3 separate regions of the Homo sapiens genome follow, and all the other regions are linked to region 3. A link is a contact called in ENCODE Hi-C or POLR2A ChIA-PET data. All regions are on one chromosome and are shown on one strand. Each heading gives the region's core, a stretch centred on a gene start or an enhancer-like site at or near the end of the contact. The rest is flanking DNA. Distances are from core to core; before and after follow the strand shown. Region 1 holds the start of PALM2AKAP2 (PALM2 and AKAP2 fusion). Region 2 has its middle 65 kb from the start of PALM2AKAP2-AS1. Region 3 has its middle 27 kb from the start of PALM2AKAP2-AS1.

Evidence for each region. A loop is a pair of places that touch in the nucleus more often than their neighbours do. ChIA-PET counts read pairs that join two places held with the same protein, here RNA polymerase II (POLR2A). Pooled maps may share reads with other maps.
Region 1: a map of ascending aorta shows a loop between it and region 3 (4-fold over the local background). The contact joins the promoter of PALM2AKAP2 here to the enhancer-like site in region 3. A Hi-C loop is called at or near these places in 3 of 168 maps with a recorded cell type or tissue (K562, Right ventricle myocardium superior and ascending aorta), 1 of 37 single-sample maps with no recorded cell type and 11 of 50 pooled maps. POLR2A ChIA-PET finds 5 or more read pairs at or near these places in 3 of 52 experiments (H1, PC-3 and activated T-cell).
Region 2: a map of ascending aorta shows a loop between it and region 3 (4-fold over the local background). The contact joins two enhancer-like sites. A Hi-C loop is called at or near these places in 4 of 168 maps with a recorded cell type or tissue (aorta, ascending aorta, cardiac septum and 1 more) and 8 of 50 pooled maps. POLR2A ChIA-PET finds 5 or more read pairs at or near these places in 2 of 52 experiments (Caco-2 and H1).

What each region holds. Positions count from the first base shown.
Region 1 is chr9:109,778,240-109,782,382 of GRCh38, reverse strand. PALM2AKAP2 (PALM2 and AKAP2 fusion) reads right to left here and starts at 2,185. Exons shown (of 11, transcript NM_007203.5): 1 at 1,850-2,185. The coding sequence starts at 1,894.
Region 2 is chr9:109,705,311-109,710,058 of GRCh38, reverse strand. It overlaps a transcript of PALM2AKAP2 not described here. Among named protein-coding and RNA genes, the nearest start is that of PALM2AKAP2-AS1, 65 kb to the left of the region's middle. RefSeq lists a silencer at 4,216-4,510. Within about 2 kb of position 2,563, at least 3 of the 41 ENCODE cell types and tissues checked have a DNase peak (open chromatin) inside an H3K27ac peak, as active enhancers do; they include ascending aorta, where a contact is called at or near this core.
Region 3 is chr9:109,743,418-109,747,925 of GRCh38, reverse strand. It overlaps a transcript of PALM2AKAP2 not described here. Among named protein-coding and RNA genes, the nearest start is that of PALM2AKAP2-AS1, 27 kb to the left of the region's middle. Within about 2 kb of position 2,150, at least 16 of the 41 ENCODE cell types and tissues checked have a DNase peak (open chromatin) inside an H3K27ac peak, as active enhancers do; they include ascending aorta, where a contact is called at or near this core.

The DNA.
Region 1 (4,143 bases), core at 936-3,435, 34 kb before region 3:
GAATAGGGAGGGCAGACTGTATTAGGTGCACATTCATGAGAATAATCAACAGCTCCCCAGATACACAGGACAAACTCAATTCTTCAATAACTGAAGAGGCACAAGTGAGTATTTGTGTGTATTCTTATATGCTCAAGAGAATTCCCAAAGATTTGCCTAGATCTTTCTTGGAAAATCGACTTGGCCTCTGCTGGGATTACTCAACCGCACTTGGAAAAGGGTACCCCAGTGTTAGCAGCTACTGGCTCCATGTTTGGAAAGCAAGTCCTTTCATGGAGTTCAGCTGTTCCTCAGGCATCCAGTAAAGCTGGTTGTGCAAAGGCAGAAAATGTGACAACTGTTGGAAGCCTTCAGCAGCAGCCAATGGGAACAGCCACTGCATCAACAGTTAAAGCAGCCTATTATCCAGTTCACACAAAACACCCACCAGCTACATGGCACCATTAACTCAATATCACCATTCTTATCAAGTTCATGACACACTGGCCATGCTGCCTTGCCACCAACTTTAGAAACCACAAATAACTTCACAAACCATCAAAATACACATGCACAGGGGGAAAGAGAAAGAAGAAAAAAACAACCTTTCTGAGTTCAGAGCACCACGTTCAAAGATTACCTAATAGGCAAACCATGGCATTTCAATATTGCCAGCAAACATCTCTCTCACTTCAGTGGTGAAGTCTCCAAGACATTTCAGATTTGAGGCGTTTGAGAAAGAGGGTCTCAGAGCCTTGGAGACCATGTCAAATGCTTCTAAAAAAGGAAGGGTCTGTGTGCATTTTCCCAATGAAGAATCTGTCCAAAAAGGTTTTGGAAAACGCTTTAATATACTTTGGTTCCAAAACATTACACACTATTTCTCCAACAAATTTATATGTGTTTCCAGAGAACTTCCGAACTGAAAAACACAAATGTATTTAGGTGGAAGAATGTCTGGAGATTCTTTTATGCCAATATGTTAACGGACCTTCTTTTTTAATTGTTACTATTTCATACGGCAGCAGTAATCATTCCCTCATCCTCGAAGGAAATATATAATCCAGCTGTGGTGGCTCCAGTAAAAATACCACATCTGTGGATCATTGGCAACACTGTGTTAAGATTGCTCAAATCTAGGCAGTCTCAGAGAGTTCTTTTTTAAACCCAAGATGCACATGGGTACACTTTTCTGAAAGTGCCTACGAACTTTGCCAAAACTGACTACTCCTTTGTAGGCTGAAAATAGGTTTTCAGATACTCCACACCATAAGAAGGAGGCTCTCATGGAATATTATAACCAGGACCCAGTTGTATGAAGTCCCCAGACCTCCAGGGTGGTGGCTTGTGCCAGTGCCCTTGTCAATATCAAACAGAGAAGGGAAAACTAACATTCCCGGTTTCTGGGAGGAGGTTCTACCGCGTGGCTGGCTGAGTCGCTGACTCCTGGTTTTCCACTTAACAGGAGGACAGCTTCCGCAGAGAGGATGGCAGCCACCGTTCAGGTCACCCTTCTCTTGGTTCTCCAGGCTATGAAGCCAACGTATGCCTGAGCATTCGGTCATAATATTCCTGGAGTCGTCCCCCCACCCCAAGCCTCTGTTTAGTCCTTCCCCAAAGCCCAGCAGCAAGCATCTTTTTTTAAGCCAATCTTCCACATTCAAATCCTCAGTCCAAAGCGCGCCCTTGGGGGTCTCCATCTATAGACATAGAAAAGAAAAGGCAGCCTAGCTGAGCCCTGACAGAGTTTTAGCCCCTGGAACATATGACCTGCGGCTACTGTGCTGGCATGCCGCTTGCCCCGAAACCCTCGGGGGCCCCCTTCCACCCCAGACAATAGAGCAAGAAAATAAAATGAAAGTGGACTTACTGCTATGGCTTGCAGCCTTTCCTTGTGCAATTCCGCCTCTGCCATCCTGGAGAAGGGCACACAGGCAGGGGAAAGAGGAAAGAAAAAACACACGCTGTAGTCACCCAAGGAAACTGATGGGCACCCCGGGGGGCTTTGCTAGAACCCGGGAGAACGCCCAGGGACGGCTGGGGATCCGCTCCAGGGGCGGCGGGCAGAGCTGTGCGCACGGCGGGCTCGCCCGGGCTCAGCCTCTGGCCCCCGCCCTCCCGGCCGCCTGGCTGCGCCCCAGCGCCGCCGCTCACTGCATCTCCCGGTCGCCGCCGCCGCCGGCCGCGCCAGCCGAGGACGTGGGACGCCGGCAGCCGCCGGGAGGGCGCGCTAGCCCGGCGCTAGTTCTCCGCCCTGACGTCTCGGTGCCTCGCTCCGCCCCTGGAGTGTGATGGACCCGAGGCCGCGGTCCAAGGCGGCTCCGAGCGATCGCCGCCGCGGGTCTCCAAGGCGCAGACGGAGGGCGCGCGAGCCAGTGGGCACCTGGGGCGCGGGCGCACGGCGAGCCGCTGGGGCGCACGGCTGGCGTGGCGCGCCCGCGTGGACACGCGCTTGCTGGGGCGGAGGCAGAGCGCAGTGGCGCCTCCACCGGGCAGATGCCAGTGGAGAGGGGCGTCTGACCGAATGTGGGACCCGAGCACGTGCTGTTACGTGGGGGCTGGGGCCACCGAGTGTTCAGGGCACCTTCTGGCTCAAGCCAGACGCTTGAGCTCCACGTGGGGACATTTACAATTTGGGAAGGGCTGCCTTGCCCAAGTGGCCCACATGCTTAAGATGACCAAGTTCTCAATATCAAGTCGGCCGAGGGTAGGGTATATCTCCAGAGAGGCCACCCTTCTGGTGAGGCGATATGTGGCCTTAAAAGAAGCCGAGAGTTTTTAGTCCTGGGTGCTAGACTAGATTTCACAATGTGTTAGCTGTGAAATCTCAGGCAACTCGCTTAATCACTCTGAACCTCAGTTTCCTCATCTGAAAAAATGGAGGATCACATAGGTGTCATTAGAGACGAATGAGAGACAGTATGTAAAGGTGCTTTGTAAAGGGCATCACAGACATCTGCTCTTATTATCCTGTGACATTCTGGATTGAAATCCTTTCAGGGTCTTCTGTTCATTGCATCTGAAAGGAAAAGTAGGATCTACTCACTAAAATATTTCACCTATTCTTTACTAAAACAGGATACCATGTGGTACTAATGTGAGTCTTTTGTGACAGGTCCTGGACTGGATGTAAGAAGTGGATCAGGCCCAGTCCAAAAGGAGATCAATGCCAAAAGCAAAAAAAAATGCCTCTTCACATTGAGGCAGGACCTGCTAGAATTCCCAACATTCATATGCAAACGTTTCTTCATCAAATGAAATAAACACTGAAATAACTAATATGGCCTCTTTAGAGCCATAGGATTTAAAGGCATGTTAAAAGATATACACATCAGGCCAGATGCGGTGGCTCACACCTGTAATCCCAGCACTTTGGGAGGCCAAGGCGGGTGGATCACCTAAGGTCAGGAGTTCGAGACCAGCCTGGCCAACATGGTGAAACCCCTTCTCTACTAAAAATACAAAAAATTAGCCGGGCGTGGTGGCAGGCACCTGTAATCCCAGCTACTTGGGAAGCCGAGGCAGGAGAATCACTGGAACCTGGGAGGCAGAGGTTGCAGTGAGCCGAGATCACATCATTGCACTCCAGCCTGGGCAACAAGAGTGAAACTCTGTCTCAAAAAAAAAAAAAAAAATGCACATCAAATTTTCCCAGATCACCTGTTTCCTGAATAAATGCTTCCATTTCAACTAAATTGCCCTTTCAATTTTCACAGAGGTTCACCTGTCACTGATGAACAATTACTCCTCTGACCAAAGATGGAAGCACTCACCAAAATCGTTTACTGATGGATTGTTTTCCCATCTTTTTCATAACAAGTGTAGGTGGAGCTGATTGTTTAATAAATCCAAGCCAGTGCCAGATTCTACATCCCACTCCAATATATCAGAAACTTCTACTTTCTGGCTAAGCCCATCCTTTTCTTCAAATGCATCCTTTTTTCTTCATTTCCAGCACAAGCCCCAGCAGGACAAGTTATTTAAAGGGGTTTGCTCACAAATAAACAAAGCTGTTATTGCTTCAGCAGAGTGATTGTAGAGAATACTAAGATGAGGAAAATGAGACCAGAGAGGTTGAAAGACTCAGCTACAGTTATAGAGCTGGGATTTAAACTCAGATCACACTCACCAGAGCCCATGCTCTTAACCATTAAGCACCAGGCT
Region 2 (4,748 bases), core at 1,314-3,813, 38 kb after region 3:
CAATCTCTGCTTCCATCATCAAATGGCCTTCTTCTCACTGTTTCTTTTCTTCTTATAAGGACACCTGTCATTGGATTTAGGGCCCATCTGGGTAATCCACGATGATCTCAATCTCAAGATCCTTAATTACATCTGCAAAGATCCTTTTTCCAAATAAGATCATATTCACAGGTAGTAGGGGTTAGGACTTGCACATATCCTTTTGGGGCCAACATTCAAATCGCTACAGGTTGTATACACCTGAAGGAAGAGCAGCTTTTTTTAACTGTGGATGTGCTTTCCTCTTTAGCACAGGGACCTGTGAGCCAATGAAGCCCTGGTCTCCTTGGTGCATTCCCTGATGCCTGTGTCCATCAGTCTGGGCTTCTGACCCATTCTTTCTATTCATGCTACCAAAGCCTTTAACCCATGCCTGGGCCCCTGACAGCCTCCTCAGCTCCTGCTACCCCTCTGAGGAGTAGAGCCTGGTGAAGTCAACACATGGTCAGGGTCTGAAATTAGGTCTGTTCACAGAGTTGTATGAAGGAAGACTGGCCCTGAGGGCACAGGCTTGACTTGGCAAGAGACGGTAAAAGATAGTGTTGATGGAAAGCCATGGCCTGAACAACAGGCAGTGGCCCAGGTGAGCAAGCAGCATCCAGGGGAGTTGTCCAAAGGGGCTCAAAGCTCATAGCAACAAAGATGGAGTGACAGCCATCTTGACAAAGTCACATGGGAGGCAGGAAGAAGCATACAGAAAGAAGATGCAAGTGTCAGGCATCCAAGCACTAGGCTGGGCCTTACAAGGGGATTTGACAAGATAACTACACAGGGTGTCACAGTCAGGTCCCAAAGTTACAGCCAGATCCAGCAATAAAAGGAACATGCTACAGTGCCCCAGGATGTGGGCTGTGGTCTCTTCAATCTCTCCTGCTAATGGCCAGGATCTGTTTGGATTCCCCCAGTATTCCCATTTGAGAGAAGAGTAGTGCAAGGTAGGAGTCAGGCCAGGCCTCTCTGCTCAGCCCCTTGACAGGCTCAAGTACCACTATAGCTGGCCCCATCCCTGCTGACCAACCCTCTGTGAATTGCCCTTGCATTCCAGGTCTACCCTTAGCAGTTGTGGCCCAGTCCTCTGAATTCTCCTGCACAGCCTTCCTGACGTTCACACCATCCCAGATCTTGTCCTGAGTCTAGGTTTCAACTACCCAATGCTGGCAATGAGAGAGGCAAAGGAGAACTTACAAAGTACATGAGCTATCCCTGGAGGATTTCCAGTGTCGCTAAAGCAGGAAGCAAGCAGAACCTCATGGTAATTTTATTTTTGGATTTTGTGCCACCCATAGAAGTGAGTAAGAATAGACATTCAAAGACTTTCTAAGAATGCTCATGTGCAAAAAGGCTTGCCTGGATTGATTTCAGAAAGCAAACCTAAATTCCATTCCAGGAATTGTACAGCCTCGCAAGTTCCTCAGCTTCTAAATAAAAATCCCTGAGAATCTAATAATAAAGTCTTGGCGGTGCACATGGCTTTGCAGTGTTTATATTTAGCAAACATTTTCCACTCTGAAATGATTTCCTGCCAAAAATATTACATTCCAATAGATTTTGCCATATGATGCTTGATGCTTAATTTATTGTTTCCAAAATCATCATTGTCATAGAATTTGGGGTTTATGATGAAAATATGAAGAGTGAATTCAATATTTTGTCTTTAGTCAGCCTCCAGATTAAGGGTATTGATTGAGGTCCTGCTGTCTATAGTAAGTTGAGCCAGACTAAGAGAAAACAGGACTTACTCTTGTAGCATGTGATGGGCTTGTTTAGAATTAGTAAAAGATGTGGCCAGAGACAAAGGAGGCATTGGATGTGATCAGGAAATACCTTCCTGAGGTCTGATCACCTAAACAGTAGGGAGTCATCATCAGCTGTTGTACAAAGGAATCAACAATACTCTTATGATGAAATATGACAATGATGCCCACAGCGATTTAAAGAAGAAAGATAGTGGAGGGAGGGAGAGGAGTGGGACCTTTTGTTCTGTAAATAATGAGCGAGATGTGGTGTCAGTGAAAATGGAGAAGGGGCCATGAAGATCTTATGGGAAAGGCACTGGGCTTGGCCTGGGTTTGAATCTACAAGCTATTCATTTCAATGAGCCTGTTTCCTCATCTGTGAAATGGGAGCTATTGGTATCGGTGCCACTATGCGATTATGAGATCATTTATTGGATGGCACAAAGTAGTCACTAAATAAGTAAATGCTTACAGAATCTAAAGAAAGATCCTGGAGACTGGGGTGAAAATTATCCTTCCTTGCTGACTGTATCAAACAGGATTCTTAGGAGCAAGCAGAGAAACTGAGCATGGAAGGAAAGGAACTGATCGGAAGGCTATTAATAAACTCACACAATTAGTGGGAAAGTTAAAGAAACAGGCTTGGAAACAGGCAGGACCAGAAGACTAAGTAGCATTTAGTCACAGGCAAAATCAAGCCAAAAGTCAATGTGGTGAGATCACTCCTGCTGAGCACAGTGTGGCCATGCCTTGCACTACCTGGCACTGGACACGGACGCTGTCCCTGGAAACCAAGTTGGCTGTTGTCACTGCTCACCTGCCATCAGAATGGATTTCCCACTGTCCTCACTTCTTTGTATCTGAAGTGTATCTTTGTATTTGAAGTGCCTGACTTCAAAGCTGGGGCAGGGTGGGGGCCTCTAAACTTTAGCAAGCAGGTACCAGCGTTTTCCATTTTATAATGGGAGGCGGCTGATGCACTCCACCAAGACTCATAAATGGTGGTGGTAGGGGGGCAGTTCTCTAAACTTGGAAATGGATTCAAATGCTGGCAGCCAGAAAAATGACACATGTCCACTGCCATCACCAAGTGGAAAGAGAGGCCATGCAGAGAGAGGAGGCTAAGGTTATTTATTGTAAAGATTAAAGCCCAAGGTCAGGGAAACTGTGACTCTGTTTTCAAAACTTGGAGAATAATAAGCTGATTCTTAATAACTTACTGAGATATAAATTTTACATACTCTATAAAGCTCACTCACTTAGTGTACTAGTCAATGGTTTTTAGCATATTAAAATAATTGTGCAACCACCACCATAATCTAAATTTAGAATATTTTTATCACCCAAAATACCCTTAGTAGTCACTTCCCACCCCAGCCCACACTCAGCTCTAGGAAACCACTAATCTAACTTCTGCCTCTCTAGATTTACTTATTCTGGACATTTAAAATAAATGGGATCACACAGTATATAGGTTTTGTGACTTGCTTCTTTCATTTAGCGTGTTTGTTAAGGTGCATCCAGGTTGTAGCATGTATAAATATGTCATTCTTTTCATGGCAAAACAATATTTTATTTATGGACATACCAAATTTTCTTTATCTATTTTTCCATTGACAGACATTTGTGTTGTTTCTACTTTTTTGGCAATTATGGATAATGCTGCTATGAACATTTGTGGACAAGTTTTTGTGTGAACGTATGTTTGCATTTCTCCTGGAAATATATCTAGGTAGTAGAATTCCCAGCTCATATTGTAACTCTATGTTTAGCATTTTGTGAAAGAGTCAAACTTTTTTCCAAAGTGGCTGCACCACTTTATATCCCCACCAGTAATGTATGAGTATTTGGGTTTCTCTACATCCTTACCAATACTTGTTATTATTTGTATCTTTCATAATATCCATTGTAGTGGATATGAGTTATAAATGATTTTTTAAGTTTGACAGTTTGCCATGGTAGTGAATATCAAAAAAATAATCCTGAATTCAGCTAGCTACCATCATCATCATTATTATGAGTATTACTGAGGAATCAAGTTGGTGAATTTAAATGAAATCATTTTTATTTTTCTAAAAAACTGCAATACAGCCTTTTTAGTTCATAATTACATCTTGAACATATCTCATAGCTTTCCAGGCATGTTTTTTGAAAAGGTATTAAAATTTCAAACCAGTTAAATGTTTCTATCTCAAATGTGATTGAAATCTCACCTCTTCCCCTCCCCTTCCCTTCTACACGATTTTGATCCCTTGCTGGGGAGACTTGAAGTTAGAGGCAAGCATGGTTCATTCCTTCTTTTCTTCTCTCCTCCCTTAGTGGGACTTGGGGCAGGGCAGAAGGATTGGGGAATTATAGTGACATAATTGCTGTTCTTAATAGTGGATTCAGTTAATTCAATTGACCTATGGAGTAAGAAACTTTTATTATCTCTATTTAACAAATGAGAAACCAGAGGCACAGAGAAGTTAAATAATTCAACTAGGTTAAGTGACTCAACTAAAAGCATACAGTTAGTAAGTGGCAGAGGCTGGATTCAAACCCAAGTAGTCTGACTCCAAATATCTGTGCACTTAACCACTATGCTATCTTTGGAAAAGGACAAATACCACCTTCCTTAACTGGGTAGTTCTGCCTCCCAGTGGTAAGTCATAGGGAGGTGCCTGGATCCAACTGTCATTGGATCTTCTCAAATGTGGGTCACATAGCAATATTTTGTCCCATTCAACATCCTCTGGAAGCCCTTGGAGTGAATGGGTCAAAAGCAAAGACTGAAACACTAAGAACTGAACCACAGGAGATGACACAGGAAGAAGTGGGGGACACAAGTGACACATAGTAGCGATGGTGCCAGGTCATCCAAGAGAAGACAGAATTTCAGCCCACTTGTTTCAAAGTATAAAGTTTTCCTAAAGGCCAAGGAAAGTCCCAGAGAAGGTGGGATAATGACAACAACAAGGAGCCTGAGGCACA
Region 3 (4,508 bases), core at 901-3,400:
GCTGAGGCAGGCAGATCGCTTCAGCTCAGGAGTTCAAGACCAGCCTGGGCAACATGCCAAAACCCTGTCTCTACCAAAAATACAAAAAATTAGCCAGGCCTGGTGGTGAGCACCTGTATTCCCAGCTACTTGGGAGGCTGAGGTGGGAGAATCCATTGAGTCTGGGATGTGGAGGTTGCAGTGAGCCGAGATCATGCCACTGTACTCCAACCTGGGTGACAGAGTGAGACTCTGTCTCAAAAAAAAAAGAAAAAAATTATGGAGTTACAGTATTTTAGAAATGAGAAGAACTTTACTTCATGATTCAATATTTCTTGGCCTCTAACTCATATATGCATCAGTTCATGAAATCATATTTGATTATGCCTTCTACTCAGAAATGCTGTTTTGTAATCTCCAAGTGACTGGCAAGAAGAACTATTTGGTTCTTTGGTTCTTCTTATGAGTATATATAATTTTATATCAAATTCTGCATGAATGCCAAGACAGGAACCCCAAGAACGTCAAGGCAAATTTGCTAACCATTACTAGAAATTGAATAGAATATATTTTAACAAACATTTCTAGAGTAAAACATCTGTTTAAGAAGGCATTTATAATTTTAAAAAACCTCAATACCAGTGACTTTTTAACTGAAAATCAGCGTGGTGGCCTGGGGGCTAGCCTGACATAAACCACTTGAAAGACAAGGGCAAAGAGAAATGAGCCTAGTGAATCCATCTGCTGGTGGCCTTTTTGGGCACCTGTAAAAACAAAGCTAGGCTATTACAGATATTATACACAATATAAAACCATAGAAATATTGGCTTTTATTATTAGCAATATTTATTACAGTATATTCACATCAGCATTCATGGCCCTCCACAATATGGCAGTAGCTTGTGTTTATGGTGTAATTTTCCTCCAACCCTCTTACCCATACTCCAATCCAACTGGACATGTCCCTGTTCTCTACTCCATGCCTTTCTCATGTTCTTGCTGACATCTCTGCCACACGCACTGCCCTCTTCCACCTGTGCCTGTTAAAATCTTCATAGAGCAAGACTGCCTGTATTTGAACTCTAGGCTGCTGCCAACTAGAAGCCACATCTAGCCACACCTAGCTGTGTGACTTTGGGCAAGTTTCTTAGTCTCCCTGTGCCTTAGTTTCCTCATCTGCAAAATGAAGATAAAATAGGACTATCTCATAGGGTTGTGGTGATGATTCACTGAGACAGTAGATCTAAAGCATTTACAGCAGTGCCTGAACCAGATCCACACCAACCTCCCTTCCACCTCCTGGGGATATCATTGGTGTCTCTCTACTGGGCTAGCACACTAGACTCTGAGTGTGAGGACACTTCTTTATGGTTCTAATAATTATTGATCAATAATAATAATAAATATATTTATTTCTGTTAGCTCTGACCCTAAGATTGAATCAAATTAAATAATAAAATATGAATGTGTATGATCAAACACCTACTTTGTAGCTTGCATTTTGCACCATTTCTTCCATTTATTTGGGGACCTATTGTGCCCTGTGCTTGTTAACTAACTTACCAGGATTAATGGGAAAGACATTCCCCCATGCTTTCTAAAATGGAGTTATCTGGCTAGCTTTTCTAAGTGACTCCTATTCCTCCAAACCTGTTGGCATTCCCAAATTCATTATCAGAGAGCAAGCCTAAACAGCAAAAGTTCAAGTCAGATAGGACATCCTGGGACCAAGAGCACAGTGGATTTTTGGCTGTCATCTGTTCCCTGCTGGCTGTCACTCTAAGTGGTTGTCATTCTCTTGTGCAGAAGGAAAAATTCCATATAAGGCAAGGCCCGAGCAAGTCGTTAAGCAGTCTGAAGTGTTCCTCCCGGGCTGTGAACCCTCCTGGGAGAGAGCAGCACACCCCTGGCAAAGATTACAGCACACTTCACGGCAAACCTGCAGAGTAACAAAGCACATATTGTTACCTCTGAATGCCAAGCTCTGCAGGCTAGTAAAAATACATATTATACCTTTTTAATGGGATGAAGGGAGTTGGCTTCTTTGCAACGTTTTGGATGGAGTCATAACATAAATAAACTGTATTCTGGGGTCTGAATTTATGAAGCCCAGAGCCAAGCTGCATGGTTACAACTAGGGCAACCCAGACCATTGCGTAAATCAAGTACAGAAGCCAGGGAGTTCTGGCAGCCACACCACTGCGTGCTCATGTGAGGAAAGACTCCACTGAAACACTTCCCAGACGTCGTTATTGTCTGCCACCTTTTTCTAAATGTGTTTACTATTCATAGTGTTGATGACTTCTGCCTATTTTTATTATTGCTGTAAATGTGGCCACTGAATAACATTTTGAATAACCTAAAACAGGACACGACAAGACAGGAAAGGGTGTGTGTGTATATTCTGGCTGGTAAATTCATGCCTATTCCTACACACACACACACACACACACACACACTGACAGCCACTAGAGTCGACTTAAGAGATCAGAGAAGAAAAGAAGTGAGGCAGCATTCACTCCAACCTAGAAGCCAAGCCTCAGAAGAAATGAGAGCCTGGAACTATGAGCCTTATTTTTATTTTTTTTTATTTTTGAGACAGAGTCTCACTTTGATGCCCAGGCTGGAGTGCAGTGGCACGACCTCAGCTGACTACAACCTCTGCCTCCTAGGTTCAAGCAATTCTCCTGCCTCAGCCTCCTGAGTAGCTAGGATGACAGACTTGTGCCACCATGCCCGGCTACGAGCCTTATTTTTAAGTGGAGTCCATACCTATCGCTGGTCATGGCAGTGGTCTAAATGATCTGGACCTGATGCCCTGCCATTCTATGAAATCGCTGGGCTCTGAAAATGAGCAAAAAGGAAGGCTGTGTTCACTGTTGAGGTTGATTTAAATGCTGAATAAATGCTGAAAAGTTGCTTGGTGCCTGGGCTGAGAAGAAGGAGCTCTGGAAGCCAAAAATTATTGGGACTGAGGGCATGCATGGACTTAGAGGGAGCTCATGGAGAAGATGCCTTAGTCCTAGAGTCTTCCGGAAGAGAGGAGAGAGCAAGAAGTGTGCCAAAATCTGCTGGGAGGTTGGAGGGTCCTAGTGTTCAAAATCTTAATGCTGGATTTGACAGACATCATTGTGATCAGGAGGTTTCTGCTCCACATGAAGTCAAAAACAGGTAGTGTTGCCAGAGGCTGTGAGGTCCTGATGTTACTATGAGAACATCTGGGGTGCTTAGAACATTCCTGGAATCCCAGTTAATGCACTGGAGCAAATTATATTAAGGGGCAATAAAGCCTTGTTTGGGAGGACTTGCAATTGTTCTTTGCTTGTTCTATCTCAAATGAGATGTTAAAATAGTCAATTGCTGTCTTAGACCCTCTAGTCCTCCAAACATTTATGAAATCATAAAATAGTCACGTCTAGCAGGGATCTAGTGACTCTCTGGAAACTTTCCCATTTAAAGATGAAGAAAATTAGGCTCCGAAAATTGCCCACGCCATGCAGCTAGATGATATCAGCTGAGATCTGCAAGATATTTTTCTTTCTCTTTGTCATAAAAAAATTGTTATTCATTTTGCCTGGAGTATGACAACCATATTCTTTGTTTTAGTACAGAAAATTGTTTCTTCAAAGTCTTTATAATTATTTCTGTTTCAGTTATTCTTACTAACTCAAAATACCTATAATTTTGAGGTTGGAACTCCATTCTCTGCCCTCCACATCTAACAATATCTCTCCTATCACATGGATAGCTTTTTCCCTTTTCTCTGCATTCTGAGAGAGATTTCCAGTTTATCCTCTCCAATCATTATTCAGTTCTTCTCTGGTTTAGTTCAGTTATTTGTTGACTCTAATACGAATTTTAATTCTGCTCTTGAGTTGTTAACTTTCAGTCAGATTTTATCCATTTCACATTTTCATTTTCACCTCACTCCCACTCCCATGCCTATGACCTTGTGGTTTTCCATTTCTGTTTTCTTAAAGGCCAAATAGAACATAGATAAATGAGAACATCCACATACTCAATAAGAAAAAAAGAGCAAATTTTGTCATTTGCTGGAATTCATTCTTTATTCATTCACTGAGTTCCTATGACATTCCAAGCAGTGTGCTGGGCTCTGATGTTAGGAATGTAAATAAAAGAAAGACATGTCTCCTGTTATCAAAGTGTGCAGGCAGATGTATGTATATGCCTATGTGTATTAAGACGTTGCACACAAACAACCATAATGCAAGGTAGAAAGTGTTGCCTGCCTAAGGAAGGCTTACATTTCAAAAGATATTTTGAAAATTTTTGAAACTTTCTCCTGGTTCCTGAAATAGACATCCTGGGGTCTTCAACAATTTTTTCACTGATTCCAAGTAGTCTTTCCTATAACTTACTTCTTCAATATAAATATTTAAATAAGGTGAGCTTTCTTGAGACTTTGAGGCAGCAGTCATACATGGTATGGGGTTGGCTTCATCAATGCCGGCCCTCCATTTGTATGATGATCTCACACCTGCAGCTGCAGAACAGGTGTTTGCGCAGCT